5 separate regions of the Homo sapiens genome follow, and regions 2, 3, 4 and 5 are each linked to region 1. A link is a loop called in an ENCODE intact Hi-C map of the cell type or tissue named here. Cell type or tissue: heart left ventricle. All regions are shown on one strand. Links, peaks and the distances in the headings refer to the core of each region. The heading gives the core; the rest is flanking DNA. Region 1 holds the start of LOC105372028 (a long non-coding RNA gene). Region 2 holds the start of LOC105372027 (a long non-coding RNA gene). Region 3 has its middle 28 kb from the start of LINC01915. Region 4 has its middle 84 kb from the start of LINC01915. Region 5 has its middle 29 kb from the start of HRH4.

Region 1 (6,627 bases), core at 864-5,863:
CACAAACATGTTTTATTTGGCCTGCACAGTGTTCTAACAAACTCTCTTGTTATCATTTAAAAATCAGAGATCTTGTGCAGCAATATAGATTTTCTAATTTGAAGATCTCACAACACAGCTTTGCTTCCCTGAGGCAACAGTTGGCCATCAGCCCTTTAGAAGGTCCTGGAGCTCTGCTCTCCAGCTCACCTCAGTCCTTGCCTAGCCCCACCTGATTCGCTTTTTAATGACCACCTGGCCCTGTAGACATTTGATTTCAAGATTTTTTGGGACTGTGAATTTCTCTAAGGCCAGGTGGCTACCAGGGGGATAAATTGGTCATCAGTGGAGGATTAAGCTGCATGTATTTATCATAAAAGAACTTGGATCAAATAAGAAGTATTTGAGCCAGGTTAGAGAATAATATTCTGCATCCAGAGTATATATCAGTGAAATCATTTAAAACTGAATTTGGAGAGATTTGGATAAAAAGTGTTTGAGCCAGGTTAGGGAATAATTTTTTTCATCCACAGTATATATCAGTGAAATCATTTAAAACTGAATTTGGATAGATAGGAGGAATAAGTTCTAGTGTTCTATGCCAGTGTAGGATGACTATAGTTAACACTAATACATTAAATAGTTTCCAATAGCTAGAAGAAGGATATTGAATGTTCCCAGCACAAAGAAATGATAAATGTTTGAGATAATGGATATGTTAATTACCCTGATCTGATCAATATACATTATATGTATCAAAACACCACTATGTACTCCATAAATATGTACAATCATTATGTCAATTAAAACAATTTAAAAAATTTTTTTAAAAATCTAAAAAGCCAAAATGGGGGTAGATGAAGAATAGCATTGCTGTATCTAAAATAATTAAATTGAAATAATATAACTGCAATGTATTTATTCATTTATTGTTCATTGATTCACAAAATATTTACAGATCGAGTGTTTCTGGTTCACCATCATCTCTCTCTAGGACCTGAAGTTCCTCATATATAATAACCATAATATAATAAGTATTCTATACCTAATAAACTCTCCCATATACATTCTGTGGATAAATAAATGAATGAATTGCATCCATATTATTTCATTGCTCTAGAAAATGAGATAACTTGCTGGGCAAGGTGGCTCACGTCTGTAATCCCAGCACTTTGGGAGGCCGAGGCGGGCGGATCACGAGGTCAGGAGATCGAGACCATCCTGGCTAACATGGTGAAACCCCGTCTCTACTAAAAATACAAAAAAAAAAAAAAAAAAAATTAGCCGGGCGTGGTGGCAGGCGCCTGTAGTCCCAGCTACTAGGGAGGCAGAGGCAGGAGAATGGCGTGAACCTGGGAGGTGGAGCTTGCGGTGAGCCAAGATCGTGCCACTGCACTCCAGCCTGGGCGACAGAGTGAGACTCTGTCTCAAAAAAAAAAAAAAAAAAAGAAAGAAAAAGAAAATGAGATAACTTACTTCCTCAATTTTCCCCCTCCCAGCAACCCTCAAATTTCTATTTTAATTGATTTAAAATTACTATCTAGTGTATTAGTAAATTTTTTCACACTTCGTTAGTGAAAAAAAAAAGAATTTTAAAAAACCAACCTGAAATATTAGACTTTTTACCTGTAACTGGGTCTGAACAATCTAGTTCTCATAAAGCAGAAAAAACCGAAACTTGTGGAAGCAAGCAGCTTATTATCATGAAGAAGACTTCAGCCTTCCAGTTTCTGGATGAAACTAGGGGCAGTAATATTAGAAACCCGAGTGGACCCTTTGCCTGAGAAACATGTTCATCTCTTAGTAATTTGGACTAGAGAGCATGCAAAATATGCATCAATATAAAATCAACTAACACAGATTCCAGGGTCACAAGCCCAAATAACAGTAAGATCTGTAAATATCAAGGAAAACGTAGATTTAAAATTTCAGATCAGATTCATTCCTCCACTCACAGCTTATACATATTGTGGTCAGAAGCTGGAAGTAAGCCTATGCTCTAATTAACTCTGCTCTGGGAGGCGAGGCTCTCACGAGAGAGAGGAGAGAGATGGGGGTGGGGGGTGGAGAGGATTGGGAGCACTTCAGAGAAAAGATCTGAGAGAAAAGCCTGGGACTCTGCCACCCAGCTCCCTGGCCCCTGGGAGAAGCCATGGCAGATATTTGGGATGAGGCAGCATGCTGGTCCCTCAGCAGCATCCTTATCACGTCAGCTGTGGTAAGTGATATTCTTGATACTTGCTGTTTTGCCAGAAGTTAGAATATCGCTTTTCTCTTGAATTGATACATGCTGCTTAGAAGCCACTGGGTTTCTTGGCATGTCTATTTAGAATTACAGATAACCCAGTAAAAATTTTCAAACATCATGTAACATGTATTATCAATCCAGGCACGTGTAGATATTTGGACTCACGGAGACAGAGGAGTGTCATGGAAAAAGCATTGCATCAGGAATCAGGAGGCCTGGGGCCTAATTGAATCTTTGACTCTAATGTGATTTTAGCAAGGGGGCTTAACTGCACGGAGGCACTGTCTTCTCTTCATGGGAGACCATCCCCGATCATTGCTGCTATCTCCATAAATCCCAAAGGGAAATGATACTCAGTCTATTCCAGAGCTGCAAGACTTACAATCTCCCGGTCAGGATTTTTAGGCTCTAATCCATGTAAGAGATCCTGGTCTTTTAGCAGAAATAGAAATGTTCTCAAGTAGGGCACGCTGTTAGAGAATTTTTAAAAATAAATTGGGAAGTCATTGGTAATTTGTAGTAAGAAGAAAGACTTGTTTTATAAATCAAAATGCCAGAGTCTAAAACGAGCAAGAATTCCAATTGCTGACTATGAATATCTGAATACAGCACTACTTTCTAATTGCTTCACTTGCTACAGAGAGAAATAAAACTGTGAGACTGTGAAGTGTATAAAGGATTCTACCGCTCTCCCGGGGCTTGGAGACCCACAGATTGGAGAAAGTAAGTGAGTGTCTTTCTGACCATTGAATCCCTCACTCTCACTGCGAGTTAGAAAGCTCTAAGGACTTTAATGAAACCAGTCTGCACGTCCTAAAAAGTACTGAAACAGCTGGAGAGACAGCGCCACCTCGTGTCCACCTAAAAAAACTCCCTGGCAATCATCTTTGCGGAAATTGGCCCCAGTAACTTCCATGAAATAGGGCAAAGAAAATAAATCCATCAAAGCTGACTGGATAACAGAGAGAAATGCCAGCTGAAAGCATTTTTGACTGTTGATGACTTCAAAAGCCAGGAAACTTAATCCTAGCCTTATGTTTCTTTCTCCGTGCCCAAAAGGCAGCCGAGCTCGTCACTAAACCAGCGGAGGTGAAACAGGTCACTAAGTTTATAATGTAGTTGGTTACTGGCTTTCATTTTTTCTCTGCATCCTGGCAGCAGGATACAGGCAGCTTGTTATAACTTAGAGGGGGCTCCTGGAAAGCCTGCTTGCTGGGTGTATTTCTGTAGGCGTGGGCTCACTGGGAATATTATTACCTCATGGAGTCACGAGTTTAATAGCATTTCTTCCACTTCATTCAGCACAGCACCAAGTTACAGTGACTCTGGCTGCAGCACATTGCAGACACACATTGTTCCCTGCAGCATCACGTCTTCACGGTCCCATGTGGGTCCCAACCGCGCTGCCTGCTCTTGCACACATGCGCCATTCTCACACCTGCAGGCTCTCTGGCGGGGTCTTCTCCACCTCCTACATCCCTAGCTGGTTTGCACCTCTCTCTACCCCTTTTCTCTCCCTTATTCTCCTACCTCCCTCTTCCCGCCGCCTTTCCTTCTACTCTGTCATAATGACTATCATTTGCGGCACCTGCCATCGCTTTGCACATCATTTGCCACTTGAGATATTTCTGCGTCTGTCTCGCAGCTTAGGAGACTGTGGCTCCTGGAGTTGAACACAATCAGGGGAGAGGAGTGCTCTGCTCTCCTCATGCCGCTTGCAGTCTCCTGAAGTCCTTGCCACCGAGGGAGCTTCACTAGCAATTACACTCCTGACCACCCGATGCCCCTCTGGCTCCTCTTAGAAGAGGAGAGGAGTGATTTCATCACCTGGTGAGTTCCTAAGGAGAACAGGGTTTGTGCAGCGCAGTCCCCAATGCCCTGCCCCCTACAGGAGTGAGGCCACCTGCAGACAGCCTGCATCTGGTGCACCTGTTCCTTCTCCCCATCTGTACATTTCACGGGGCCACTCCGTCCCTGTGCTGCAGAGGAATGGGTGGGGGAGGCTGTCCAATCTGGAGGCTCAGGGGTGGAGAAGCCCACCCCACAGATAGAAACCATGACCTCCACCATCAACCCTGTCAGTAATGAAGGTATTTTCATTTCCCACCTCTCTTGCTGCAGACCTTTCATGTGTTCTTCACTGGGACACCTTGAACTCTTAACACTTAGGAAAACATTTTTTTTCTAATCCAGAGCAGAAAGTTTGGAAGTTTAAATTCTAGCTTCACATGATTCAACCCCAAATGAGGTTTTTTTTTTTTTCTTTTTTAATTCGAACCAATTTGCTGCGATGTAGAGAATGTTCTGGATTGGCGATCAGAAGGTACGGGCTCTACACAGGGCTTGGAGCTTTCCAGCTTTGCAGCTTTGAGTGAGAACCTGCTCTAGGCTTCGGTTTCCCCATCATGGCTTCTGTGATTCCAGGATCAAGAGTTGGCCATTTAGAGGTACCAAGAAGAGGTGATGCTCACTTTTTAAGTCCTTCATCTACTTGAAATGAGCTACTGCTTGTTTAACTTTTCTCTTTTTGGAAAAGTTAATGCTTTTTCCAGAGACAGCAAATTCATGGAGCATTTGTCTAGGACTCCCCCCCAATCCCTTCCCCTTCCCCCAGCCTCTATCACAGTTAAGAACAAGCCTCAGGCCTTCTTTATTTGTTGTTATTCACCCCGAGCATGGAGCTGCCAGGATGTTAGATTTTTTTTTTTTGAGCCCAAAATTGGGACACTTGGATTAACAAATTATTTTTTATTTGACTTGTAAATTTGTCCCAAAGTTACCCGCTTTGAATCACATCGAGGTATGCATTTACTACTTTGGCTTTATTGAGAAGAATGACATAATGTGAATTGTGGAGAAACTGTAGAGCTTAAAGTCACCTATAGGAAAGTAGAAGAGGCAGCAGTTCCATGGCCTCTGTTTTGCAAAGACAGGCAAGAATAGGAGGTGAGAAAGGGATGCAGTTTGTCCCCTCCCAACTGCAGCCTCACTCTTCACCTCAACCTCACTCTAGTTTTAAGATATTTTAGTACCATTTTGAGTTATCATTTCCCTTGAAATAATTACTTGCTTCCTAAGACCTTGATACACTGAACACTACCCATACCAGATACAATCTACATTCTGAGTGGCCAACACCATATTTTCATCCCAAGTTCAAGTCCACCTCTCTTGCCACAGAAAAGAATGGGCTCTGTCCTGGACTTACAGGCAAGGGAAGAATTGGAGTGGAATGTGATTCATGGGATGCATGTTGGTTTTGATGCCATTCTAGAAAATTGACAGATATTGGCTCCTTTGTTCCTCCTTTTTTCTTTGGTGAATTCATTTCTCCTCTCTGGTTAATGCCATCTATATGCTGTTAATTCCAAAACTGGTATCTCCATCCTGGACATGTCCTCCAAGTTGCAGATACGTGCGCACACACACACACACACACACACACACACACACTATATATATATATATATATATATATATATTTATAAATATATATGCATATAATTATTGCCTCCTCATCAGGAGGAGGAAACATTTGGATGCCTGACAGGAATCGCAAAGTTAGTAATCCCCAAACTAAGCTCCAGATATTTTCCTCCCATGTCTGCTCTTTCCTAGCCTTCTTCATCTTTCATCTCAAAAAGTGGCTTCTTTCTGGCAGCTTGGGCCAAACCTTGGAGCCGTCTTTGACTGCTCTCTCTCACATCCCGTATCTGATCTGTCACCAAATCTGGTCATCTCCACCTTCCAATTATACCCAGGTTTTGATCATTTTCTTTACTTTCCCTGCTGCTACCTTGGTCTCAGCTGTCCACATCTGTTGCTTGGACATCTACAGTAGCCCCTAGCCAGTCTCCCTTGCTGCCTCCGATCCCTCTCAGCCCAGCAGCTTACATGATCCTGTTAAAACACATCAGATCATAGCACTCTGCTGAAAACCCTTCTGATGGCTGTCTATGTCATTCAGAGTAAAATCTGCTACATTGTACTCTTAGCTGCCTCTGTTTCCTCTCTGCTCTCATCTCCTCATTCTGTTTCTGCTGCATTGATCTCTCTGCTTTTCTTTATGCTAGGCATGCTCTCGCCCCGCATCTGTGCACTGACTGGGTCCTCTGCATGGATGCTCTTTCCTTGGAGTCCATGTCGCTCACGCCCCACCTCCTGCAGCTCTTTGCTCCAATGCGTGGCCCTCCTCTGGCTATTCTAAAATTGCACCCCTCACCACCAATTGTGTCCTTGCCACTATCTCTGCTTTATGCCCTTTGCATTTATTATTGTTTAATATACTCCGTATGCTACTTATTTATACTGTTTTCTCCGGAAGAAGGCAAGCTCTGTTAGGATGGGGTTATTCCCAGCTATGTTCCCAGCAAGTAGATCCAGGTGCTCAGTGAATATTT
Region 2 (6,627 bases), core at 656-5,655, 55 kb before region 1:
AGGATTTAGGCGGGAGAAGGATAAACATGTATACTCTATTTACCATATCTGACCTAAGGTCTCTTGTTTTTTTTTACATGGCTTTCTGAAATCACACACAGAGGCCCAGGCATAGAAAACATCAAGGGCTGTAGTTCATAGCCAGTTTGTAGTAAACAAGAATTCCTTTAAGTCTTGGAGGCTGCCTCAAAGGGAGAAGCCTTACCCAGCTGTGGGGTCTCCTGGCCTCCCCTGCACTGGCTCGACAGCACCAGGGCCAGAGGCACCTCAGGGAATTGTCTCTCCTTGAGCAGCTGCTGAAGCATCAGGCACAGGGGAGCGGGAGACAGACCTCTGGGATAGCTTTTGTGCAATGTAATTGAGGTCCGAAGCAGCATTTTTTCCTATTTAACCACAATGCTCAGACTCACTCCAAACTACCCCATCACATTTATTAAAGGGAAAAATAAGTGAAGAAACAAACCTGGGGTTATGTTTCATGGAAAGCTTGTCAAAGAAGAAAGGCTTTTCCTCCTTATCTGCCTGTTCAACTTGCAAGCGGACTGTTAAGCAATTAATATTTTCCAAGTTTTCACAAGTGTCCTGTAGAGAACTGGGACAGGAGCGATGCTTATTAAAAGAATGTGATAAATATAAACAATAGCAAAAGGCTTTGCAGTCAAGAAAGTGCCAAGCAGAAAATATTGTAAGACCAAAACAATCATGATAACCCCCTCCTCCAAACAAACAAAATAAAAGACATCACAGGCAAAATTCCTTCTCTCTCTCCCTCTTTTTAACTAGGGAAGGAAATCTTGCTTGTGAGCAGCTGAATTTTGAAAATCCTTAAGAGATTTATTAGAAATTGATTTGTAACTGCAAATTATTTTTTTCTTTTATCACTGCAATGTTCATTAAATGTCATTGTTATACAGTGCATCAACGGTGCATTAGAAACAGGCCTTCCATTTCTTTTTAGGCTGAGCTTGGCAAAAATTTAGATGATATCTGAAATATGAAAGTTTCTGTTGTAGCTGAATTGTGTCCTATACCTTCACCCCAACCCAATCTGACCAGTGTCCTTATAAGAAGAGGAAACTTGGAGATGGAGACACCAGGACATGCATATATAGAAGAAAGTCCCTGTAGGGATACAGCAAGAAAGCAGAGATCTGAAAACCAAGGAGAGAGGCCTCAGGAGAAACCAATTTGCCTACACCTTGATCTTGAAATTCTAGCCCCCACAACTGTGAGAAAATAAATTTCTGTTGTTTAAGTGCCACGCAGTTGGTGATATTTTGTTGTGGCAGCCCTAGCAAATTAATATAGTTCATTTTCCACCATATTTGATTGAAATTTGGATATAACAAAGAAGATCATAAAAATAGTAAGAATAAGATGCTTCTAAAAGCCAACTTTTGCTAACAGTTGAAAAATCAGGTATTAGATCATGGTTAAGAAACATGACACATATGGAATCACATTGGCCCCATCACCTGTGAGCTGAAGGTCTAAGGTGTTGAGTTGAGCTGAGGTGGGGCTTGCAGAGTTGGAACATGGAGCCTTAGACTCTCTGTCCCCTTAGGGCTTGTCCTCAGTCTGTCATCTTTCAATCTGGCAGGGGGAGGACCCTGAAATAGAAGGTCTTAAAGGGCAAGGGAAGAGTAGATTGAGGGGGTTTCCTGGTGGCAAGTGTTCCTGATGGGAAGTGAATCAGGGGTCCATTCTGCCCTCTCAAACACCAATCAGCATGGACAGCAGCAGTCTGGGTTGTGGAATGCTGCAATGGACAGCTGGAGAAATGGCCTCTCACTCACAAAAAGATGCTTAGTGGGCAGAGTGCCCTGGAGTCTCCTGGGCCATCTTATTTCTCTCTTTCAGGCTGAGGAAGAAAGGAAAAAGTATGGCATTCATTTAACTAGATACTCAAAGTGCTTCTATCTGGGCTAGTAACTCAGCTGAGGAAACAGCTGAGCACTAGCCTGTTTGTAGCCCCATGCCTGGAGGTTGCAGGTTGTCACAATTTTCCAGAAGCCAGCGAGAAAAGCCAGGGCATCATGTTTAGCTTGTACTCACCATCAGGAAACGTGTCACCCTCTCTGTGAGTGCAATGCTCATGCTGACCAAGGTCCTAGATCCAAAGAGTGAACCACTAAAATGAGTAAAATTGAGGGAGAGTTACAAAGACAGAGAGGAAAGGAGGGAGGGGGAGAGGGACAGAGAGGGAAAGATGGAGATTTAGAGAGAAACAACGAGAGACACAAGGAAAGCAGGCAGAGAATAAACAGAGAGAACCAGATAGCCTGGAGAAAAGCAAGTCCCCGTGCCAGGGCTGAGAGGCTGGGAGATCCTCACCCACCCACTTCGGATCTGCACTCATCCCCACCTCTTAGCCTGTATAACCCGTTGGAGCATCAAGGCTTAAGGAAGTCCGTGGAGCCTTGTAAATGTGATATGGTTTCTAATGGATACCCTGTGAATTCCCTGATGTGGAACAAAAAGGTTGTGGGACCAAAGTTAATATTTTTAGGTTTTATTTAAATAGGGGGTTATGCCAGGGATTCAGTCATGTGAGCTGGACATCTCATCCAGGTGGGAGAGTCAAATCAAGAACTGAATCCTGGGGGCGGCCAGCAGGACTGGGGGCAAGGCATGTTCATTCTTCCTAAATGAGTCTTTATTGCAAGAGTGCTGCTTTCTCTCTGGTGCTTGTTAAATACTGTATTTATGCTGTGTATTTGTATACAGTGGGATTAAGGGACCAAACTGAATTACTGATGATGGTTGCTTGAAGGGGTGTTTGACTAGGAGATTTACACAGCGTTCTTAATAATCTTTTTTATTTATTTATGGAATGTTATCATTCCAAACGTACAGTTCTGCCATCCCTTGGGAAAGATGCTTTCTGTTTGAGGGCCACCAGCTCTGCATGTTGATTTGAAAAGAGATAAAAGAGCATCTGGCCACCACAGCACAGGCTGCACTTCCCTCCCTCTTCATTATGCAGAGAGCTGATGCAATTTTTGCTTCTTTCCTATTTATACAAATAAAGACCACAATTTGGGAAATATGTCATGCTGGCATTAAACACCACCAATCTTGCTGGGTTGAAATGTACACGTTCCATTAACAACAATTATATTGTATAATTAAGGTTTTGGTCCCCAAAGTCTGACGTGGAAGCTTCCTCAAATACCGATGGGTTTATTGAAGATGTTAAAATAAATATACCCCTCCCGTTGCCCTCCTCCACTTCCCCATTCCTCGCCCCCCTTCCAAAAGCACCACCAATACCTGAGTCAATGACTTGGTCTGCAGTAAAAGTGGGGTTCAAGTGCCCTCTAGTGTAGCTGTGACTGTGTGGATATGAAAATAGAAAAGCTTTGAAAAGGCAGACAAATGCCTGCAAGCAGAATCATCGAACATTCCTGTACATTTGATGGGGCTCCTGTGTACGAGTTCCACATGATCAACACTGGGTGCAGGCAGGTGATTTGGACCCCTCAGGATGATGCTGTCCATACAATCTTGCTATAATGGTACTCTCCATCATTCTTTTGTGGGCCTCTCAGTTCAAGTTTATGTGGAAATTTCCCAAGGTGTATGCAATCTTGGCACACTCATGTGTAAACAGTTACAGGGAAAGGGCTAATGAGGTTCAAGCCCTTGCACCTGGGAGTGTCTCTTGACCTCCCCTCCCCCACCGCCCTTGCTCCCCCCCACTGCCAACCCCCACCACAGTCTTGGCACATTTTACTCTTCTGGCAGCTGGAGAGAGCTCTGACCTGTGTCTCATCAGTGAATGCTGGTTGTGACAATAATGAATTTCTAATGGCAATTAACACAGTGACAGGGTTTATAAATTATAGATTATGACAACACTCCCTGCGATCTGGTTTTTTCCTTTGAAGACCACCTGGCTACCAATAACGGTCTCACCAGCCAAATCCTGTATTTGTGGGCCAAGACAGAAGAAGAACAACAATGAAAAAAAGCTGGAAATCTTAGAGCAGACTCACATCTTAACTAGGAGAATACGTGCTGGCCCAAGTGCCCCAGGACTGAAGCAAATCAGACATAGGGGAGGAGGGAGAATGTTAGAATGAGGCACACCTGATTCAGCCGCTAAATAGTCTGGTTGGCTAAGAATCACAATCGAGGCATTTTGCCTTTCTAGTTTTCTTTGGTGAAGATCTGTGAGCATCCAAATGATATGAAGAGCAATATGGCTAATCTGCACTACTTCGTGAGTACATATATTCTGAAGAAAGTTGTAGTTGGGAAAGGTGAGGATGGGTCACTGCTCCATCCTCAGACAGGACTGTAGTGTGTGGGTGTGTCGATGTGTTTCCTTGCTGAAAGTGAAAATTGGGTAGATTTTCTTCCAGAATTGAATGATGGTGGAGGCATGATTCCTGGGTAGGCCTACACATATAGCACATGATTCTGTATTTAGTTACTCTTTAAATCCCTAGGAGAAAATTGGCTCAGGATAGAAAAGGGAAATATGTTGAAAATTTTGGTAGACTTCCTGGAAATGTGGAAGCATGCGCAATTTGTGGAGGTGATAATGTTAAGGGGATTGAACAGATAATAAACTCATACTAATACTAAGGTGAATAGGCAAGACGGATTATTTTGGGAGACTCCTGTGGCAGAAACTATTGACTACTTATCCCAAATCAACCAGTTCCTTCTTCCTTCTTAGTAGAGTACTGAATTTGTTTAGAAACTGGGTCTGTAGGAGCTTCAGAGACCCCTCCCTAGCCCTAGAGGCAAATATTGATTACAGTAAGACAATTGTGGGATGTGTACGGGAAGCCTCTAGGAAATGTTTCTCTTGAAATCCATAAAGGGAAGCCTGGGAGGAATACTTCCTCTTTGCTGGATGTGGCGTCTGCGTGTACCATCTGGAATTGCTGTAGCCAACTTACAAATACAGACGAAAGCTTTATCAACCTGCTGAGCACAGCAGAATGGAAAGATGCAAAGCACCCTGCTCTTGGGAACTGGCCACCTTCAGACTTCTTGCTACATCAGGTAACACAGTTCTCTCATTGTTTAAGCCACTTTCAGTTGGGGTTTCTGTTACTTGGAACTGAAAGCATCTTAACTGATACAACCACTATTTGAAACAGTGCATAACAAGAATGTTGTCTTTGAAAAATCAACACCATCAGAAGACAGGTGCTGATAAAGCAATTACCTACAATGAGAAGATCTTTAAGATCCCAGTTAGTTCTGACATATCATGCTCTAATCCGTGGATCTTTGTCATGGAAGAAAACAGAACAAGAAAAAAGTTCATGGAAACTTTTGGGCTAAACTATTGAACCCACCTTGGGTAGTGTGAGTAAAATGTTCTATATGTGTGATTCACACACTTGTGAAATTTAGACTTGCATTTCTTACTTTCCAAAGCAGAGAGTGAAACAGATCGATATCTCTGCTTAAGCAAACCAGTAATTATAATCGACAAGAAGAACTGTAAATTGTTTTCAATTGATGACTGAGTAATCACATGATATTTAAGAATTTTCACCCAAATGTCATCTTGAGCCAAGGTATGAGAATATGCCATGTGCCATAAGGATAGAGTTGATAATGTGTTTTTTGACTAATAATCATACATAAGTAGGTATTTTTTCTGAAAGACTTAGGCTATGCTTTGTAAGAGTGTACTTTATATTTATTAGGCAATGCATGTCATTAATTGATATAATGTTTACAAGTAAACCCTCTTTAATATACTTCAACATTGACAGCCTTGGTAAGGAAGAACAAATAACGTAGTCTGTGTATGTATACAAATAGGGTTTACTTTTTTAATAAAATAAAATTTAGGGAAGACTAATTAGATACATATTTATTTATAGGTGTATTGGTTGCAAGTAACAAGCAGTTCACAGAAAGCAACAATAATTGTAGGGAGACCTTATTCTCAGATTTTCCAAGTCTATTTCAATTTCAAATATTATTTACTATGGTGAGAACAATGCGTATTGATTTTTTGGTTTAGAAAATATGATCTGTCAGAGGACACATTTTGCATTAACTCTACCCTGCAGCAAGCCCTCACACTGTGTGTGGAGGGGAGGAAGGGAGCAAAAGGTAGATGTAGGGGAAACTTCCTGGAGACCCTGGCTCCATAACCCAGAGGGAGCTGCCCCCCTGGGCTTTTCCAGCACCCAGCAGGGGCTACCTGCTCCCTGGGGGCACTGGCAATGAATGCTCTTCTCCTGTTTCTCCTCTGCAACACTATGCTTCACCTTCTACTTCTGGGAAAAGGTTGCAAGTAAGCTTGTCTTCCTCACTGATTACTGCCCACCTGAAACTTGGGCTCCACCAGTCATATATTGTTCTGTGAGTGTGATCAGTGCACAGGAGGAAATGAGTTTGCAGGGAGCTCTTGAAGCAGATAACTTGAAATATAGCCCAAAGAATTGTGTTGGAATAGGTCCTCACTTCCATCTTGACTAGAAGTTTGGGGAGAAGGGGAGACATTTCACATTGAGAAGATGACATTTAACTTTAGGGAGGAATATCCAGAGAAGGAATGATTTTACAGGCAGACAGAGGTAGGTTTGAATACAGGTCTGATACTTGTTGTGTGACCTTGAACTTGAGCACTGTTGAAATCTCATGATG
Region 3 (6,627 bases), core at 622-5,621, 130 kb before region 1:
AGGTGTCAATATTACAAGGACATTCTACTACTTCTTGGCTCTAATCAATTAGGGACGGTTTGCCTTCTAGATTCTCAGCTCTTCAACTTTCCCCTGAACCCTACTCTCAATCTAGTATGAGTTCAAAAGGACCATAGAACCTTAACCCACCTTGTGCCAGGATGTACTCTGGTGTTCTCTGGGGGTGGCATGAATGCCATATTTGAGAAGGAGCCCCACTTTCAGCTGGGCCTGGTTGGGGAATTGTATAAACAAGTGTCGATCTACAGAGTGACAGCTCTGGGAAATGAGACATTCAGCATATCTTCTGCCACTGTGGAACTTCGGGGTGGGAGCAGGTACATCTCATGGGACAAGGAGAGTGGGTTGGGTATAATAAACTCAGGTTTCCTTAATTTACTTGTTCTTCTCTAGGAAAAAAGGATGGGATCACATGTATTGATACATGTGTTATGTGCCTGGCACTGAGCTAGGTTTGATAGAATTTTGTCTTCATAAAACCCTCCTAGGGAGGTGTTCTTATCCCCATTTTACAGAGGAAGAAACTGAGGCCTTGAGAGAGTAAATGGCTTGCCCAAGACTTCACAGTCCGGAAGAGATGAGGCTGATAGTTGAAGATGTCCTTTGTTTACAACACTGTTCAGCCTCTTCTGTTCAACAGGAGTCAACTGCTAAAGGGCCAACAGCACTGCATCAGAATGTGCTGCAAGTCATCCCAGTCAACGCAACCCATGCCTGCCACAGAGGCACCTGCTGCCCCCGGTACCTGAAACTCTCTACTGCTCCAGGAGGGAACAGGGCTGATTCAGGACACAATGGCAAATTGATCATTTTTCATTTTCTTATAGCCCCCATCACTGCCCTCCTCTTCCTTTTCAATATTTCCACTTCTTTGGCGTTGGGGTATCCAATGCCCCTAGTGCAGAGAAGCAGCCTGACACAATGGGGTGTCTGTGGGTTTGGGATGGAACCCTGGCTCTGCAACCAACTGGGAGACCTCAGGTAAGCTTCAGTTGCCTCATCTGTAAAAACGGCAGCAATGGGGTCTACGTCACATTGGTAGTCTAGTCATAGAAACTGGCATACGCAGCAGAAACTCATCAAATGGGACTCACTTTTTCTTAGCTTGATCTGCCTACAGCATTGCTTCATGACCTTGACCTCTCGTCCTGTGTTCATAGCTGTGTCCAAGGCTTGTTCATCATACCTCTCCCCAATCTTGATTAGTTTTCCTAAGGCATTTGTGACAATTAAAAGTGGAATGGGGCTGGGTGCAATGGCTCAACCTGTAATCCCAGCACTTTGGGAGGCTGAGGCAGGTGGATCAATTGAGGTCAGGAGTTTGAGACCAGCCTGGCCAACACAGTGAAACCCCATCTCTACTAAAAATACAAAAATTAACCGGGTATGGTGGTATACACCGGTAGTGCCACCTCCTTGGGAGGCTGAGGCAGGAGAATCACTTGAACTTGGGAAGTGGAGGTTGCAGTGAGCCGAGATCAGCCCACTGCACTCCAGCCTGGGCAACAGAGTGAGACTCCATCTTAAAAAAAAAAAAAAAAAAAAGAATAGGTAGCTCTTTCTGGACATATCTTTGTATCTTTGCATTTGTTTTTCTAGAAATAGTAACTTAGCCCAAAGAACGAATCTCTGCTGGTGATATTTAAAGCAAAATGATGGTCCACTGAAGAAGATATTTCTGAGCAGATATTTACTGATTCCTAAAATCTTGATGATGAACTCCTTGATGCTCTTCAATATAATCCATTCTGTCTTCTGTAGCTGGCTCTACATGTGAGAATGTTGATGGAAGCTGGAGAAACATATTACCAAACACATTACCATCTTAAACCTAGAACTCATTTAGTTTCTAAACTCTCTCTGTGATTGTATTGTTTGCATCTGTCATTGTAATACCAGTAATCCTTAGACCTAAGCCTCACTAATACAATTAAAACTAGGGAATTATCAGACTGGGAGCTCATTTCATGGTGAAATGTCATGTACTTAACAGTTGCTGATATCTTGTAGCTAACTTTTCACCTCACCTCCACCTGAATGATTTTTATAACCAAACTGCAGTGCATGACCAAATTAGCGATTACTGTGTTTGGGCAAATATGACACATCTCATTTAATGTATATCTTAGTGTGAGACCAACCAACCTCTAAACACACAGAATCTAGATCAATTTCTTTTAAATGAGCACATAGTAATTTTTGTCTAATCACTCTGGAAGAAATAGAAATGTCTGCAATTGCTTTGGAAATTAACCCCACACATGTGCCTGTCCACACACATACATACACACCAAGTGCCATCAAAGGTTACAACTTCTGAATTTTCATGATAATCTTAAAATTGGCTAGGACTTTAGCAATTATTTAATCTGAAGCGTGAAGAAAATGAGGTTTGGGAAAGGGAAGGAAAGCCTGAGTTTGCACTGCTAGTTAGTGATACTCTTTGTCTAGTTTTCCCCCGTGTCCAGTGACACCTATGTTCTTCCTCCTTTCCCCTCTTCCCTTGAGTTCCATGCCCTTTTCTAGACATCTTCTACTAACTACACAACTGGCTCCCCCACTTTCTTTAGGTCTCTGCTCTCCCTTTGCACCCAACATAAAGTGGTGTCCTAACCCTCAGGACTCCTTAGTCTCCATAGCATTTACTCCCAGCTTCCAGCTTGGGGGTTTACTACCTAATGGCTCCAACTAGAATGTAAGCCTCATGAAAGAAAGGACTTTGTTTTGTTCACTGAAAAGTCTGCACCACTGACAACCATGCAGGGTGCACAATAGGTGCTCAATAAATATCTGTTGAATGAATAGACGGGCATCAACTAGTGAGAGGCAGAGACTGCAGAAATGAAGGTGAGCAAAAGTCTTCTGCTATCATGGAGCATTTAGCCTAGTGAAGGAGTCTTGCATTGGCAATCAGGTGGGTGTGATACATTCTATGAGAGGAATTACAAGAGGTCACAGAAGTGTACAACAAGGGGTTTTGACTTGGTCCTGGGGTGCTTATGGACAATAGTGGGAAAAGCCCATGCATACACTGTGTATGTGTTGTGATTACTGAACCAGACTTATAGAACACATTCATCCCTAGTATATTTGAAGATGTTTTGTCAAATGACAAGTTGATTAGGCTTCTGTGTGACTACCTTAGTCTCCAAATAGGCTATGTTTGGTGATTTAAGAGCTTAGCGGAGACACGATTATCCTTTAGATAAGATTGTGTAGGGATACATATTCTAAGCATGGAATCCACCATTGATCCACTGGATTTTTTTTGAATGAATTTATTCCAATGGGAAGGTGGCACTCAAGTTTTCAGTATCTCCCTGGGGAATTCATCTGGGCGAGCAGACTACTAAATGAATGACTACCAAATGAGTTTTGTCTACCAAGGGTCTACCAGAGAGACCACATGATGTCGCTGTTGCTTAAATATATACGAAAACTCTTTTGTGAGGATTAGTTTATAAAGGAAGTTTCAGGAAGATGGAAAAATGTTATTCCAATAAGAGAAACACTTTTATACACATAAAAGGCATTTTTAAACGTAAAAACAGCTGACTTATATACCAAAGCCTCCTTTTAAATTTTTATTTATTATTGTTTTTCCTTTACTCAGCAATATCAAAACGGTCTTGATGTTACCTGATAATTTCTTCTGAAGAATTTAGAGTGCCATTATGTCTAAATATCTTATATATTTAAAACTTGAGGAGTTTTAAAATATAAATGTTTCATTGAAACATTATAAAATTCAGAAGAATACAAATGACACGTGTTGTGAACAGAGGGTTAGAATTACTTCATTTTCTGCACCTGAGACCCTCTCAAAAAATGATCACCAATATGCATAGATTACATCCACCTACATTCCTCAAATCAACATGATTTACTTAATGTTAGTCTATCGCCTGCTTTTAAAAACTTTTTCTCTCCTTTTGCTTTTCTTTCTCTCTTACTTACTTTTTATTTCTCAGAGAATTTTTGTTTCTTTTATCATTTCATGGATTTATTTTGTTAGTTTTAGTTCATTCATTTCTCAAACATTTACTGCATACCTGTTATGTGTAAGATCATATTCTAGGTATTGTAAAAGACAGAAAGTAGGTGAACATATCATTTCCATATACAAGACTCTTACAGTCTTGTAAGATTGAAGACAAATTCACAAAAATAACAGAATGAATCTTTATTGCATGTCAGACCCTCTACCAAGTTTTTAACATGTTATCTCACTTAAACCTCATGATATCTCTTGTTAACTTCATTTTACAGGTGGGAAGACTGAGATTTAGGAAGGATCAATAATTTGTCTAAGGTTAAACAGCTTGTGTATGCGGGGGCTGAGAATCCAATCTCAGTACATTTGGCCACAGAGCCTGAGATATGCTTTTTTAGACTTGCAGTAATATTAGGCAAAATAAGGCAAGTGTTAAATATAGAGGTTCAAAGTGCAATGGAAATTCATATCTGGGGAGGTTTTATGGAGGAAGTGGCATTTGAGTTTGGCTTTGAAGGATGAATAGTATTTCACCTGGTAGAGATGAGAAGGGGGTCTCTACCAAACAAAGGTTTAGTTCTGGCTCATGGTATATTTACAAGCTAAACCAACAAGGGTCTTGGTTCCACACATTGACTCAGGGACCCAAGCTGAAGGGCTACTGTCTTATAGTTGCACACTATGGAACATAAGCAGAAGAGAAAATGATGCGTGAAAGTTGTATTGCCTTTGCCCAAAATTGACTCATGTCACTCTGCTCACATTTCACTGGCTAAAACCAGTCATATGGTCCTGGTTAACTGCAAGAGGGCTGGGAAATGTAGGGAACAGATGGAATATTAATGAACATGCTGTCTCTTCCCTATTATTGTGCTGCCTCCCTGGAAATGTGGAAAATATGCATTATTATCCAGATTTAATCAGTGGATAGACTTGGGTACAGAAAGATTAAGTGACTCACTCAGGATCACGTGGTCACCTTGGTCATAGCTACCAAGAGCAGGTAGCATAGGCAGCTACTGACATAGCATTATTCCAGGAGCCTTCCTACCATCCCCCACTCCCAGGTCTTATTTCCTCCAATGATTGGTTGGAAAAGATGGAATTTCTACAATTTCAAATGATTTTCTTTGGCTTAAGTCCTCAGTACCTTGCAGATCAAAACAGCCTTTGGAGAAATGCCATACTGAGCCTGACCTGTTCAAGCCCCTTTTGGAATGATGGGATGTGGGTGGTGTTTTCTAGCACAAATAAATAAATAAAATAAGCCAGCAAATATAATTTAAAAATGACAGTCATTCTCATTTTAAGCCTGGTGGTTCCCAACCTCTTCCAGTGGAAGATCAACTTACAGGAGGGCATATTTCTCTCATTCACTGGGTATAACTCTGTGACTAGCCTATCGGCAGTACCTGGAAGACCATTTAAAGAATGAGACCATTGTTGTCTGTGGTGAAAGGAGAATTTGCCTGTTGCAAGTGACATACCATGCAACTCTCTTCCAAACAGCAAGGTGCTTACCCATGTGGAAAAAAAAAAAAATGAAAGGAACAGCCAGATTTGGTTACTGTCGGAGCCACATGATTCAGAGATATCCTTGTTAATGACAGTTGCACAGCTGGATAATTAATCAAAGAATGAAGAGAATATAGCGCAGCCTAATGCACACAGCTCCATCCAGTCTCTGCGGGATCAGGCCATCATCTGTTTATTCTCCTTTGGAATGGCTTGAGAATATTCAATTATTCAATAGCTCCCCTCCTTGCTGTGATGGGATGTATGGTTTTTAATTGGCACCAGGGCCTTTCTGCTCCTATGAACTTTGCTAGTCACTCTTGTGATTCTAGTCCCTGGAAGCATGAATGTTTATCTTTATCTAGAGCTGGGTTCAAACAATGCATCTTGAAGTACTGATCAGCTTTTAAAAAGCAGTTCTGCCAAGTGATTGGTGGCAAAATCATGACAAAATCTGCATTTCAATTTTGTCCTTTTTCTTCCTACCTATGTTGTACTTGCCGTAGAACACTGGATAAAAAGTCTATCTGTACCATGAACTTTCTCTGCCATTATAGTTAATTTTGTAAATGTTGTCTTTTCCTTAGGAGAGATTTTGGGTTTTAATATTAGGCTGGTGCATAAATATTTGCCCATTATGGTGTGTTTCTTTGAAGTGCTTTCTGGAGTAGCAATTTAATATTTCTGATATATAAATACAATGTTTTTTCAAACTTAAGACAGAGATTATTATAATTGTACAGAGACATTTATTAAGACATAGATTACCACCTATTTTAGGGCCTTCAAACATAAAGTTACAATGAAATCTCATTAAGTGGGCTGCTTCTACTGCTTTTACCTCTCTAAATATTTGCCCTCTGTAGTGGAATTTTTCTCCTTCAGACGCAAATTTTTCCAACCTTCTGTGTTAATTAACTCAAAATGTTCTTTCCCCGGCTTGGTCCCTGCATGGCTCTGCTAGTCAAGATTCCTAACACTTGCCTGCCAACACTTAGTGTTGCTTCACTGCCTGATCATTTCAAGAGTAATAACTTATCACAAGTCCAACTCCTCAGTCGGTTTTCCAAGCCCTATTTAACCTGACCTTCACAAAG
Region 4 (6,627 bases), core at 614-5,613, 180 kb before region 1:
AAGGCCAGTTCTCTATCCAATCCTTCATTATTTTGTCGGTAAATGGCATGGGTTGGCCCACATTTGGATGTGATTGATAATTGGAAGCAGCTTCTGTTGTTTTCCCCTCTTTTTTCTTTTTAGAGACAGGGTTTCAGTCAAGCGATCCTCCTGCCTCAGCCTCCCAAGTAGCTGGTATGTGCTGCTGTGTGTACACAGGTGTCTGCCACTGTGTCTGGCTAATTTTTAAAAATTTTTCATAGTGACAGGGTCTCACTATGTTGCCCAGGCTGGTCTTGAACTGCTGGGCTCAACTCCTGGGTTCTTCTGCCTTGGTCTCACAAAACTCTGGGATTACAAGCATGAGCCATGGTGTCCAGCAAAGAAAGCTGCTTCTCTAGTAGAGAGCTTTGGCTACCATATTACCTATGCTGTTCTGTTGGGCCTCAGCCTCTTTCTCCTTGGTGATTGGAAAGATAGTGTGTGTCCTATTTCCTTCAAAACAAGAAGACATAGCCCTGTGTGACAGAAGTTTATCAGATTGTGAGTTTTTTGGATAGGAACAATGTTTTCTTCATTGTTTTATACTCACAACCAATCACATAGAAGATGTGAAATAGATGTTTGCTAAATGAATGATGATATCTGGGAAATGTAGATGAATGAGTCCCTTATCTTATTTTTTACTTGTTTGGGATGCTGAGTGTTCTTTGCTGGAGGTATGGGGTAGATAGGGTGTGTGAGGGAATGGCAGGAGAGAAGTATATTGTGGTCAGAGCACTATGGCCTGTGCCATATAAGGCAAATAGAATCTATATGACATAAAAGGGAAGTAGAATCTATGTGACAATGAGAAACCAAGGCAGAGGTTTTAGATGCAAAAAGATATCGTATGTCTAATTATTTTAAAAGTTGTCTTGAAATCCTCAAAAAAACCTCAGAGAAAATTCATTTTAGTGGACCTTCATTCAAATCAGTTATATTCTGTATAGTGCATTTTATGTGTTATATAAGGAACGAAATGAAATCAAGTAACAGGGTGTGGCTGTCATCTATAACTAAGCATGCAGATGGCCCCTTTCTTTTGTCTCAGATTATACGTTTCTCTTTTCTCTGATACTTGGGCTTTTGGACCTTGAAAGGAATTACTTGTGAGAACTGAGGACCCACTTGGTTCAAGGATGCTGAGCTTGGGAAGTTGTGGGGATTATGTAACACATCAGAGGGCAAATGGCACTTTGCTAATAGGAGACCCCGTAGGGCAGGAAGATTGTATTGTACTCCTAATCAATCATTTCAGCAATTCTCGACTCTTACAAATCTTTATTCTGATCTAGACTGCAGCCCATCTGCACAGAAGATGCAGTAAAACCATTAAATAAATTCACACTCACACTCTTTCATTTATTATTGGCTGTAACATTGACATTACCATATTTCATGTAGGGAGAAAAGTATAATAATTATACTAACTATTTATATACATGTGCTCTTTCAAGAATTAACAATTTTCTGGTAATGGCCAAGAATTATCTTCTTAATACAAATGCGTTTCTGTTGTTATAAGACTTTCTGCTCTTTCATATAATTATAGCTTTAAGAAGAAATTGACTTGGATTTCTCTGTGTTTTTGTATAATTGGAATTCAGAAATATGCTTTTGCCAAGAATATCATGTTTTATTGCATTTTTTTGCAAGGTTATAGGATGATGAATTGGAAATGATCATTTTGTCCATTTTTTACATTTTATGTAAAAATGCCATTTGATGTGGTTTAAAGAGTCTTTTAACCTTTTTTTCCCTCCAAGGTGGATCTAGAGGACAGTGGTATAAGATTATTTAGACAATACCTTTAAGTATTTTGCTTTGTTTGCTAGCACTGTGTCAATATAATCAACATATTTAGTAGCAAGAGACTCTAAACAATAAAAATATCTTTCTAGGTAACTGACCCCTAAAATGATATTAAAGAAAATATATTGAATACTATTTAATATCATTTTAGGGGTCAGTTATGAATATTTTATTTAAAATGAGATAAACGATCTAAGTTACAGCTTATGCAAAACCATCTAGAGCATTGGGCAAAAGACCGTTTAGATCAGCCTCTGATAAGTCTGGCTGTTGAACCATGAGCTTAGGGACTGTCGCTTGTCACAAGCTCCTGTTCCATTCTCCCAGGCCACTGCTTAGTGGGTCAGCTACAAACACCACAGACTCAGTTGGCAAATTAGATAACTCAACATGTAGATTTTCAGTGTACAAACTACACAGAGATGGGATTTATACCAATTTAGCTCCTAACACTGCTTAACCCACACAGTTACCTTGTGCTGTTCCAGCCTATTTTATTCTGAGACATTTAGATCATTCAGAAACTATCCTTCTTTCTGATCTCCAGATGTGACCTCAAGGTGCAACCTCCAGATCCAAACTAGGCTGGACAGACCCACCAAATCCTTAACTGGCAGATCCTTTGGGGTATAATGCCTAGGAAATCCTCAATTCATTCATTCATTCATTCATTCATTCATTCATTCATTCATTCATTCATTCAAAGAGTCAAAAATATCCGAGCCCTTGCTATGTGCTGACATTGTGCTAAGTGCCAGGGGAGAAAAAGCAAATAAGCCCAGGGCCTTACCCTAATACAGTTCTCTGTCTGAGAGCCTTCAGCTGGGCTCATTCTTTCAGCTTTCTGTTCTTTGTTCCTGGTTTGACTTATGGAACACCGTCTCTCTCATTTTCCCGCTGTACACATTTATGGCCATCCTCACACACTGTGCTTCCCGTGGCAACTCATTGCTGACTCCAATTTGGCAGGTAGTTTATTGCCTGCTCCATTTTATAGATGAGGCAGTAGAGAGCTCTTTTTTCTATGCTTGAGCGAAGACTGTCTGCAGACATGAATGCTACAAGCTGAGAGGCAGAGGCCAGTGTTATCCTGAATTTGAAGACACAACATTCAGGCTTTTCTTGATGTTCAGAGGAACCCAAAACTGAGTTGTTCAAAAAATATTTTTTCTGGTATAATTATTTCTAGGTTGGGGGAAAAAAAAAAAAAATCACAAACCTCATCCAGGTGTAACTTAATTGACCACTGGATGTCACCATTGCTCCATATAAGTACTGTGGACGGCTGCTGGACGCTAGAATTTGGGAGCATTTGAAGGTCTGTCTCTGCATTTTTAGCACTCTTGCTTTGTCCAATTTGCATTATAGTCACCCCAGAGCTTCTGCAAAACAAGATGGGATTATAAATAAGCAACTCAACAAAGAAATAAAATTCATCTTACCAAGGAGTAACCATGGTTAATGATCTGATTTAGGTGACAAAGGGATGCTTGGGCACTTGCAAATCATCCTCAGCAAACCTGAGTGAAAGCCATCATTTTTCCTTTGTCTGGAAGTCTAGATTGTCAAGAGTCTGCGTCACACAAAGACTCAGCACAGTACTCACGGAACTGAAGAGTCACACTTTAGAGGTCACCTCTTCCAACATTCTGCCCAATGCCGGAAGCCCCTTAATCCCTGTCCCCATAGGACCCAGATGAATGGCTGCCTGCTTCTAAGCATCCCTGGAGAGCAAGCTCACAGATTCACCAAGCAGCACGTTCTGCCCCAGGAGTGCTGGAATAGAGCTGGACAGGATAGGGAGGTCTCTCTTCAACTCACACGTTTGCTGTTCCTTCATGGCTGCTGTGTGATGTTATATACTCATTAATAGAGGATGTTGTGGGAGTTTGGAGGAAGGGGCTTGGCCCAGCCCAGAGGGCATGAGAAGGAGCAGCCTTGGAAGGTTCAGTTCCTAGAGCAGTCTAAATGGGGCCTCAGGGGAGACCCTGGGCCTTTTGGCCTCCCCTAGATTATATAATGGAATGGTTGCTTACTCTGGCTGGATACAGACCCTGTGCTTTTCATGTAGATGCTCCTGGTAAGCATAGAAGGAACTCATGGAATTCAGCAGCGGTGAAATTTAATTAATATGGTTGTCTCCCCCAGGGCTGTGGATAAGGTGGATATCTCATAATAGAATCTTGGTTTTGTACTGGAGTCTGGTCTATAACTACAGGACCACTGCTATAGAAAGATGGCTTTTTTTTTTTTGGTGGAGTCTCCCTCTGTCATCCAGGCTGAACTGCAGTGGCGCGATCTTGGCTCACTGCAACCTCCGCCTCCCAGGTTCAAGTGATTTTTCTGCCTCAGCCTGCGGAGTATCTGGGACTACAGGTGCCTGCCACCGCACTGGCTAATTTTTGTATTTTTAGTAGAGATGGGGTTTCACCATATTGGCCAGGCTGGTCTCGAACTCCTGACCTCAGGTGATCCGCCCACCTCGGCCTCCCAAAGTGCTGGGACTACAGGTTTGAGCCATGGAGCCCAGTCGATAAATGGCATTTTAAAGCCAGAGGAAAGCATGACCCGTTCTGCTGTCATGCCCACTTCCATTCTTTTAGTGCAGACTGGGGCGGGAATATGTCTCCTTCTCTCCTCATTCCCTCACTTGGAAACCCAAGCAAGAGAGCTCAGAGCCCCATCTGGAGTCAGGAAAGATGGAAGAGGTGAAGAACTCCCTGAATTTTTATAAGGCTCCAAGGCCCTCGGAGACAAGATGCTTTTTATCCATTACTAATGGGCACTTGGCTTTTTCTTTGGCTCATTTCTGGTTCAGAATTTTAGTGAAATGACAAAGATCAGATGTTAGCTCTGGAATCCAACAGATGTAGACTTAATTCTTGGCTGGGCCTTCTTCTAGCTGTGTGACTCCAGGCAAATCACTTAGCTTCCTTAAACTTCAGTTTTTCCTTTTGCAGATTGAAGACAATGCTGATCATACTATCAACCATGAAGGACTGTGCTGAGGATTGAATGAGAATACATTCAGGCCACGGAACACAGTGTGTATATATTACACATGCTCCAAAAAGGCTAGCTGCTACTATGAAGTTGGATAAATTGACTCAGGAAAGGGCAGAATGAACTTGATATTGTGACTGTACATTTCAGAGAGGCCCCAAAGAGCAAATATTCAGATCACAGCATTCACTCCCGGAATAAGCATATTCGAAAACCCTTTCTTTGTCAAGCACGATACGTGGAGGGAGACTCATTCTGTTTCAGAAAGCTGAGAGTTAAGTGGCCAAGATAACCCCAAAAGACAATCCTAATAGATGTGGTGGACACAACAGCAGAAATATGGCCACAGGTGTCACATTTCCAGGTATAGCTACTAAATTTCCATGGACACAAATGTAGTGTAAAGACACATCTAATTAATTTTTTAAAATTTGCTGGATTCTGTTATTGCAAAACCCGGGAATTTGGACTATGGTATAGTGGTGGTTGCGTAAACATGGCGTCATACTTAGTTTCTTGAGCCGTTGCCAGATGTGCAGCTATTATGTAACAACACCCCTGAAAGGTGCTTTGAACAAATGGAACTTTCATGTTCCTTAACCATATAAATGTCTATGTTCAGAGCAATACAATGAAGATTGCCAGAAAGACAATTGCCCCAAGCACATTCATATTTCCAGCTGACTATACTTTTTCCATCTGAATGTACTTCCTGTTGTTCTTGTGGGGCTTTTATATAAATCACTTCAATTTTAAACCAGTTTAAACTTTATGTGAGTATATACTGTGTAGATTAAAAAAATAAGCAGAATCAACTTTCTTTTACTCAACTAATGATTGTAGTGGTGCTATTTAGATTGCATACTACCAACATTGTCCCTCAGGCTAAATCTTCCTTGACAAATGTTGGATGTTGAGCTATCACTTTTATCTACCCCATCTAAAATGATAGTTGCAGCCAAGATTTCAGAATTTATTTACCAGCAGCAAATTTTTACAACTATTCATTTAACCAGCATTATTGAGTACCTACAATGTACACAGCGTATCAGACATGAAATCACAAATGGAATTCCTCTTTTCACTTAGCAAAGGTCAACGTCATATTGTTTCAGCCAACCTGTTTGCTTACCGCAATGTAGAATACCATCTGCACAGAGACAAAGGCCTTCAGTGCAGGTTCCTTAGAAGAACAACTGTGGAAACATGTAAGTTTTACAACAAAAAGCCATTGAAATGATCCATGCTCTAAAGATATGCACCAGAAGGATCTCACCAAAAAATAATAACGAGAAAAATATTTTGAGCTCCCAACAAGTATATAGTGAAGAAGGAATACTTTCTTGCTGGGCACAGTCCACAGGACTTGTTGAGGAGGATGGATTTTATTTTGTGAAAGGCCCTTTTATGGGCATGGAGACATGTCTGATACACAAAGCTGAATTGAAGTGAAGTGGCTAGAGAGGGAGCTGAATTTCTCTGCATGACAAAGAGATTGAGAAAGGTGGCGTTTCCAAAATCGATCTGGGATGGAGGAAGTATAAGGGGGACAATTGGGACGTGGGAGAGAGGAGAGAAAACGAGGAGATAGAGGAGAGGTTTATAACACCGTGTCTTGAGGGGACAAGGGAAATTCCCAGTGGGGGCAGGTCAAAGACTTATGAGAATAAGGAAGTCTACAGGTATAAAGACCCCTTCATTGAGCTCTCCACATGAATACCAGTTCCTTATATATATAGGTGGAGTTTTGAAGAAATGAAGGTACACTGTCCCCACCAGAAGAGTGTTACA
Region 5 (6,627 bases), core at 613-5,612, 240 kb before region 1:
AGAAATGATTTAGTGGTAAAGATAATTGATTTTGAAATATCGTAAACTACACAACATAACAATAGTAGGATAGAGGCACCCAAGAGAGTAAAATTGTACTGTGAGAATGGAAGAGGAAGGGCATCGCAGGGAAAAACAGGCTGTTCTTAGCTATGAGCATCTTTCCCTGAATTACCTCATTCAGTCTCTTCAAGTTTCCACCTTGAGTCATATACTGCAACCTAAGGACTGCTTATGCACTTTGTATTAAATAGTGCCTTTTTAAAAAATGCATTTCTCCTTGCTTATGTTCATAGTCATTTCTTCACATGCTTCTACTTCTGTGAGGGAATAAAAGAAGAAAGGGGACCTTAAAGAGAACCAGCCCATTTGGTTAAAGATTAGTAGCTCTTGTGAAAGGATTAGTAGAAGGAGTCGGCTTTATCTCTTATTTCAAATTTCCAAACCGCCTGTTCTCTGCTCTCTTACTAAATTTCACAGTTGATCATAAAAGAAAACAACCTGCAAAATAAGTTTAGGGTAACTGTGAACATTTTTCTGATATTCACCCTTACTGAAACTTTCCAATAGGCAAGATAAAGATGTAAAAAAAAAAGATATGCTTTTTCCTCCATAGGAAGACACTTACCAGTTTCTTCTTAGATAACTGGAAACAAATGTTTTTAAAATTATTACTCTGTCTTTCCTGTTTCCTTGCCTCCAATGTAGGCCATCTGGGTCATGGCCCAGTTAGATGGGTGGTTGCAGGTTCTACGTTTCCTGGCCTCTCATTTCTGGAATCAAGTTGGTGTGAGTACAATTCTTATTTTGTATTTTTTTTCCATTTAGCGTCACATGGATGATCTGAAGTTCTGAAGGCCATATTCTTCTAGCCCATTCTCGAGACTGAGGAAAATCCCTGATGCTTTGAGACGATAGCCCCTAGCCAGGTTCATAGCATGGAGTGGTTACTAGGGGACGGGGTAGGCAGAGCCCTTGCCTTCAAGGAGTTAGAGATCGCCTGGCACGGAGTCAACAGGAACGTGAGCATGAATGTGCGCCGCAGTGAAGTGACATAGCTTGATTAATTGCTTCTTTTATAGTACTATTTGTAGGGACGCAAGAGAGGGCAGTGCTGTACAGCTGCCCCACTGCAGAGCAGCCCTGCTTGGCCCTGTATCTTTTCAGGCAACCCAGTCCTTCCACAGCAAGGCTGTGTAGCTGATGTCTTGGACATTGTATAGACAAGGCTTTGACTGGAGAAGGCTGAAATAGGATTTGCATGGATAATGGTAATGCAGAAATTTAGGTACGGTACTTACTCCACCAGCACAGGGATGAATGGCCTCATTCCTTAGAAACAAATGGATGAAGAGAGTAGTTGACTTGCCTCCGGCAGCACAATCAGCAGGTGCTGAAGCCAGAACTTGAATTCAGGGATCTGAAACTTGAGTCCAGGTGCTGAAGCTTCATCCCACACTGTCTCTCGACTCTCAGGGGGCTCTGTTCACACCATTCTCACATAGGGAAGTTAATAAGACAGAGCATGTAGAAAGAGGTGACTGGTAAGTGGACCAAACAAAAAACTGAATCAAATCAAATCAAAACAAAACAAATCGCCTGGGCGTGGTGGCTCACGCCTGTAATCCCAGCACTTTGGGAGGCCAAGGTGGGTGGATCACTTGAGGTCATGAGTTGGAGACCAGCCTGGGCAACATGGTGAACAAAAATTAGCCGTGCGTGGTGGTGAGCACCTGTAGTCCCAGCTACTCAGGAGGCTGAAGTGGGAGGATCATTTGAGCCTAGGAGGTCGAGGCTGCAGTGAGCTGAGATCACCCCACTGCACTCCCGCCTGCACCACAGAGAGAGATTCTGTCTCAAAAAAGAAAAAACAACAAACAAACAAACAAACAAACAAACCCCAAACAAACAGGACCAAAACTAAAAAGCAAATCTAAATCAACAAAATCCCGAAGTTAGGTCTTTCCCCCATCCATGTCAGCAGTCTCTGTGTTGTCCACCAGATGTCAGTAGCTCCACATAGTTTTTCTCTGTTCTGGTTCTGTCTGTGCAGCTACTGAGTACACGGGTAGGGTTGTTTTGTGTTACAATGTAAAGCAGTCTGATCACAGCACCCCACTCACTTCTCAATATTTTGTATTAAATTAAACTCAGAAAATCAGTTAAGGCTACATAAACGCCCTAAAAAATGATAAAACAATGACTTCTCCTTCTCCCCTGCTAGAAGGTAAGGCTGCCCCAGGTGCTCACATGAGGGCATACGTGCACACACACGCACTTCGCTGCATCCACCCCCACACCTGCCCTCTCCACGCGTGACACACTTCTGTTCATCCACACAGACACAGGCCCACACCAACCCACACATATCCACCCCCAATATCCACTCCACACACCACACAACCCACCCCATCCACCTCCTATCCACATTACACACACACACACACACACACACACACACACCTCGCTGCCCTGTGACATTACAAACCAGAATCACTTCTTCAAGAATCCCTTAAAATCCCCTGAGACTATAAGGTAAGTAGAAAAGTTTTTTCTGTATCTATGTCATTAGTGTCATTCCTGAATCTTTCCTAACAATATTAAAAACTACCGGCTTTTTTTTTTTTTTTTTGATGAAGTCTTGCTCTGTCACCTAGGCTAGAGTGCAGTGGCATGATCTTGGCTCACTGCAACCTCCACCTCCCAGGTTCAAGCGATTCTCCTGCCTCAACTTCCTGAGTAGCTGGGATTACAGCCCGCCACCATGCTCGGCTAATTTTTGTATTTTTGGTAGAGATGGGGTTTCACCATATTGGCCAGGCTGGTCTCGAACTCCTGACCTCAGGCGATCCACCCCACCTTGGCCTCCCAAAGTGCTGGGATTACAGACATGAGCCACTGTGCCCCAACTAAAAGCTTTTGGCTTTTTAAAAATAGCCACACTCCAGGACCTCCACAACTTTAAAAAAATCTTACTTCCTCAAAATCCACTGAAAAAAGGTACTTCTTATCTTACCCATTCACAAACCTATGTCCATCTTTCCTAAACAATTCTTCTGTTGGCATTTCTCTTATATCTACTCTTACATCCCCAGTTCCCAGTGAGCTCTCAAAGTAGCTGTCTATTTCTTAGTAAAAACCACATGTTAAGTATCCAGTAAATTCAAGATCTCTAACTTCAAATATCTCCCCAGAAGCAGAATTTTCAACTTCTATTCTTTTTTTCCTTTACGAAAGCACCATCTACTGGCTATAGTTGGTATTGTAGCTCAGTTCCAGTTAATGCCCAACCCCAAAAGAAGCAACAGAGCTTCTTTTGTAATTAAATGATCAGGGTATAAACAGTGATACGATTTTTATTACAAAAATAGTTTCTAATTTCATATTACACCATTTTCCATGAATCTAATTCACATTTTATTTATTTATTTATTTTGAGACAGGGCCTCGCTCTGTTGCCCAGGCTGGAATGCAGTGGCACAATCTCAGCTCATTGTAGCCTCCACCTCCCGTGCTCAAGTGATTCTCCCATCTCAGCCCCCCGAGCAACTGAAGCTACAGGCATGTACCACCACGCCTGACTAATTTGTGTGTATGTGTGTGTGTGTGTGTGTGTGTGTTTTGTAGAGACGGGGCTTCACCATGTTGCCCAGTCTGGTCTCCAACTCCTGAGCTCAAGTGATCCGCCCACCTTGGCCTCCCAAAGCGTTGGGATTACAGGCATGAGCCACTGCGCCCGGCCTCTCATTACACATTTTAAGTCGTTATCTTTAGCCATGGGGTGACTTCCTTCTTGGTCACTGAGGCAGCATGTGCATGTTGGGGTGACGTTTACTGTTTCTATAAGTTGTACCAAAACATCTACTTAACCTTTTACATTTGTGCCATTCCTTCACATAAAGACATATGGTACCCCTTCCCCATCAAATCTTTATCTTACCCCACATATTTTATATTATTTAAATTGGGTCATCTGTTACACTCAAATTTTTGCTTTTATGAAACTCTGTCTTTGATAATATAATAGATGCTAATGGGGGAAATAATGTATGTTTTGGTGAAAATTGTTCTAAGGTCAAATTTTCAGGATTGATCTATTTCATGATGTAGGCATTATTTATAATTCACAAAATAAGCCTATTTCTCTTTTTTTAGACAGACTCTCACTCTGTCACCCAGGCTGGAGTGCAGTGGTTCGACCTTGGCTCAATGCAACCTCCACCTCCCAGGTTCAAGTGATTCTCCTGCCTCCGCCTCCTGAGTAGCTGGGATTACAGGCACGTGCCACCACGCCCAGCTAATTTTTGTATTTTTAGTAAAGACAGGGTTTCACCATGTTGGCCAGGCTGGTCTCGAATTCCTGACCTCAGGTGATCCACCCACAGTGGCCTCCCAAAGTGCTGGGATTACCGGCGTGAGCCACCATGCCCAGCTTGGCTTTTTAGATTTATTAAAAATTGCAACTGACTAGGGACAGTCCCAGATAGTGTTAATAGAGTTAATACGTTCATTCCATCTCTATCAATATGTGTTTTGTATACTAAAATCTTATGAGATTTTGTTCTGTAACTTGGGAAAGAGAAAGAAAAATATTTTGGAGAAGAAAATCGGGGAATAAAAGTGGGGAAAAAGGAGCTGGGAAGAAAGAGGAAGAAAAAGAAAGCAGTGTATAATGTAATTATCTTCCTGGCTTATATTTGAACTCCTCTGGATAGAGGAATGATGACCAGAAGTTATGAATTATTTTATAAACACAAAAGTTGATAAAACCTTTCAAAAGACACTTTGTGATTCTCTTGGCATAACAGAGCTGCCTTAGTGACCAGATGTCACAATGTGATACAGAGCCAGAGAGGAAGTCATTTTTGTCCATGATGCAAGGAACCCAGCATTTTGACAACCCAGATGGAATGTGGAGCTCCCATGGAAGAAACGTGTCATCTGGAGGCCTGCATAACCACTGCATTCTCCAGATGGGCACTGGAAGCGCTGAGGCTTCCCACCCAGAAGGTCCACGTGGTGGACAAGGGCAAGTGACAACCAGAGCCACGACTCAAAAGAGGGTGGCTGCTTCAGGCTGATTTCCTTTGACAGACTGGTTTATGGACGTGTGCAAGGGCCTCTCTTTGGGAACTGTCAGAAATGACAGGAGAGATACAAGAAGGTCAACGTCTGGAAATCCGACAAAATGGGCTTAATTCATTGTAATTTTGTTTGCTTTTAAAAAATTAAATCTCTGTCTATATGTGTATATATACATATTTTAAATACATATATATTTAAATACATATATCTGTATTTTAAATACATATATCTGTATTTTAAATACATGTATATTTAAATACATATATCTGTATTTTAAATACATGTATATTTAAAATACATATATCTGTATTTTAAATACATGTATATTTAAATACATATATCTGTATTTTAAATACATGTATATTTAAGTACATATATGTTTTTATATATACGTATATTAAAATACATATATGTATTTATATACATATAAAAACATATATGTATTTATATATACGTATATTAAATTACATATATGTATTTATATATACATATATTAATACATATATGTATTTATATATACATATATTAATACATATATGTATTTTATATATACATATATTTATTTATTTAAATACATATATGTATTTTATATATACATATATGTATTTTATATATACATATATGTATTTATTTAAATACATATATTTACATACATTTATGTATTTTAAATACCTCATTAGGTATTTAAAATGCATACAAATATAAAATAAATATAGGTATTTGAAATATATATAAAAATATAAAAAACATATAGGTATCTTAAATACCTAATGAGGTCTGGGATATCTGGGCAATGTCTATTAGCTTAACTAACAGCGTCAGTGATAACCCTTATTACCCATGGTAAGAAGCAAGCGGGTATAACATGGATAATTAGTACGTCCAGAGGAAATGGAGAGGGCATAGAACCCACTCGAGCTTCTATATTCCAATTACTTCCGGGATTGCGTGGATAAATAACATGGCTGTAAACAGGGGAGAGGGGATGAGAATAGTTTAAAACCCATGCATGTAGCTTGACTGATTGGTTCTAGAAGTTACCAGGGCATTGATCAGGGTTAGCGGGGCGCTTGGCTGATTCCTTCTGCAAAGCACATGCTAGTTTTCACACTTGCATGTGAAACGTCTAAAGCCATATCAGAACTGAGACAGGAAATGAAAGGTGATAAAACCACAGCCCCCCACTCCAGCTCCGCTCTGCACAGCTGCTCTGCTTCTTCACACAGGCCGACTTCAATGGAAGCTCGATGCATGCAGAACTGCCCAGGGACCTGGCCTCTTCACCTCATCACATTTTGAGGTGGGCAACACCAGCTTTTGAATCAGGAAGCAATTTGAAAATCAGTCATGTTTGGATCCCTCAGGCCTGGTTTCATCTGATTAATAAGCTCTGCTTTCAAAGCTCCCCCTGGACAGTCTCCCTCCCCAAACCCACTCTCCAAGTGTCTGCAAGCCGACTCCTCGGCTCCCTTTTGAGCAGGTCCAGCAATAGGAATCGGGCAGCCTTACCCAGAAGGACTAGCCCAGCATCGGCTGACCTTG

The links. Peaks named below come from ENCODE experiments on the same cell type or tissue, not always from the same donor. Only the 100,000 strongest peaks of a DNase experiment are listed, where the experiment ranks them.
Region 2: a loop joins it to region 1, with 1.9 times the contacts of the local background. A loop is called at or near these places in 6 of 110 quality-filtered maps.
Region 3: it touches region 1 in a loop (17-fold over the local background); 94 of 110 quality-filtered maps call a loop at or near these places.
Region 4: it touches region 1 in a loop (6-fold over the local background); 41 of 110 quality-filtered maps call a loop at or near these places.
Region 5: it touches region 1 in a loop (6-fold over the local background); 73 of 110 quality-filtered maps call a loop at or near these places.

What each region holds. Positions count from the first base shown.
Region 1 is chr18:24,723,808-24,730,434 of GRCh38, forward strand. It overlaps LOC105372028 (a long non-coding RNA gene), which reads left to right and starts at 1,974. Exons shown (of 3, transcript NR_134604.1): 1 at 1,974-2,197; 2 at 2,868-2,950. In heart left ventricle, for the core only: a CTCF peak has its summit at 3,082 (motif pointing left); a DNase peak (open chromatin) is centred at 3,059; H3K4me3 peaks cover 822 bases.
Region 2 is chr18:24,669,441-24,676,067 of GRCh38, forward strand. LOC105372027 (a long non-coding RNA gene) reads right to left here and starts at 2,145. Exons shown (of 5, transcript XR_007066315.1): 1 at 2,056-2,145; 2 at 1,797-1,861; 3 at 1,476-1,610; 4 at 464-592. In heart left ventricle, for the core only: a CTCF peak has its summit at 3,321 (motif pointing left); no DNase peak of the experiment used is centred there.
Region 3 is chr18:24,596,826-24,603,452 of GRCh38, forward strand. No RefSeq gene overlaps it. Among named protein-coding and RNA genes, the nearest start is that of LINC01915, 28 kb to the right of the region's middle. In heart left ventricle, for the core only: a CTCF peak has its summit at 3,424; no DNase peak of the experiment used is centred there.
Region 4 is chr18:24,541,166-24,547,792 of GRCh38, forward strand. No RefSeq gene overlaps it. Among named protein-coding and RNA genes, the nearest start is that of LINC01915, 84 kb to the right of the region's middle. In heart left ventricle, for the core only: a CTCF peak has its summit at 3,069 (motif pointing right); no DNase peak of the experiment used is centred there.
Region 5 is chr18:24,485,842-24,492,468 of GRCh38, forward strand. No RefSeq gene overlaps it. Among named protein-coding and RNA genes, the nearest start is that of HRH4, 29 kb to the left of the region's middle. RefSeq lists a silencer at 6,140-6,199 and an enhancer at 6,380-6,549. In heart left ventricle, for the core only: CTCF peaks have their summits at 1,996 (motif pointing right) and 3,254 (motif pointing left); no DNase peak of the experiment used is centred there.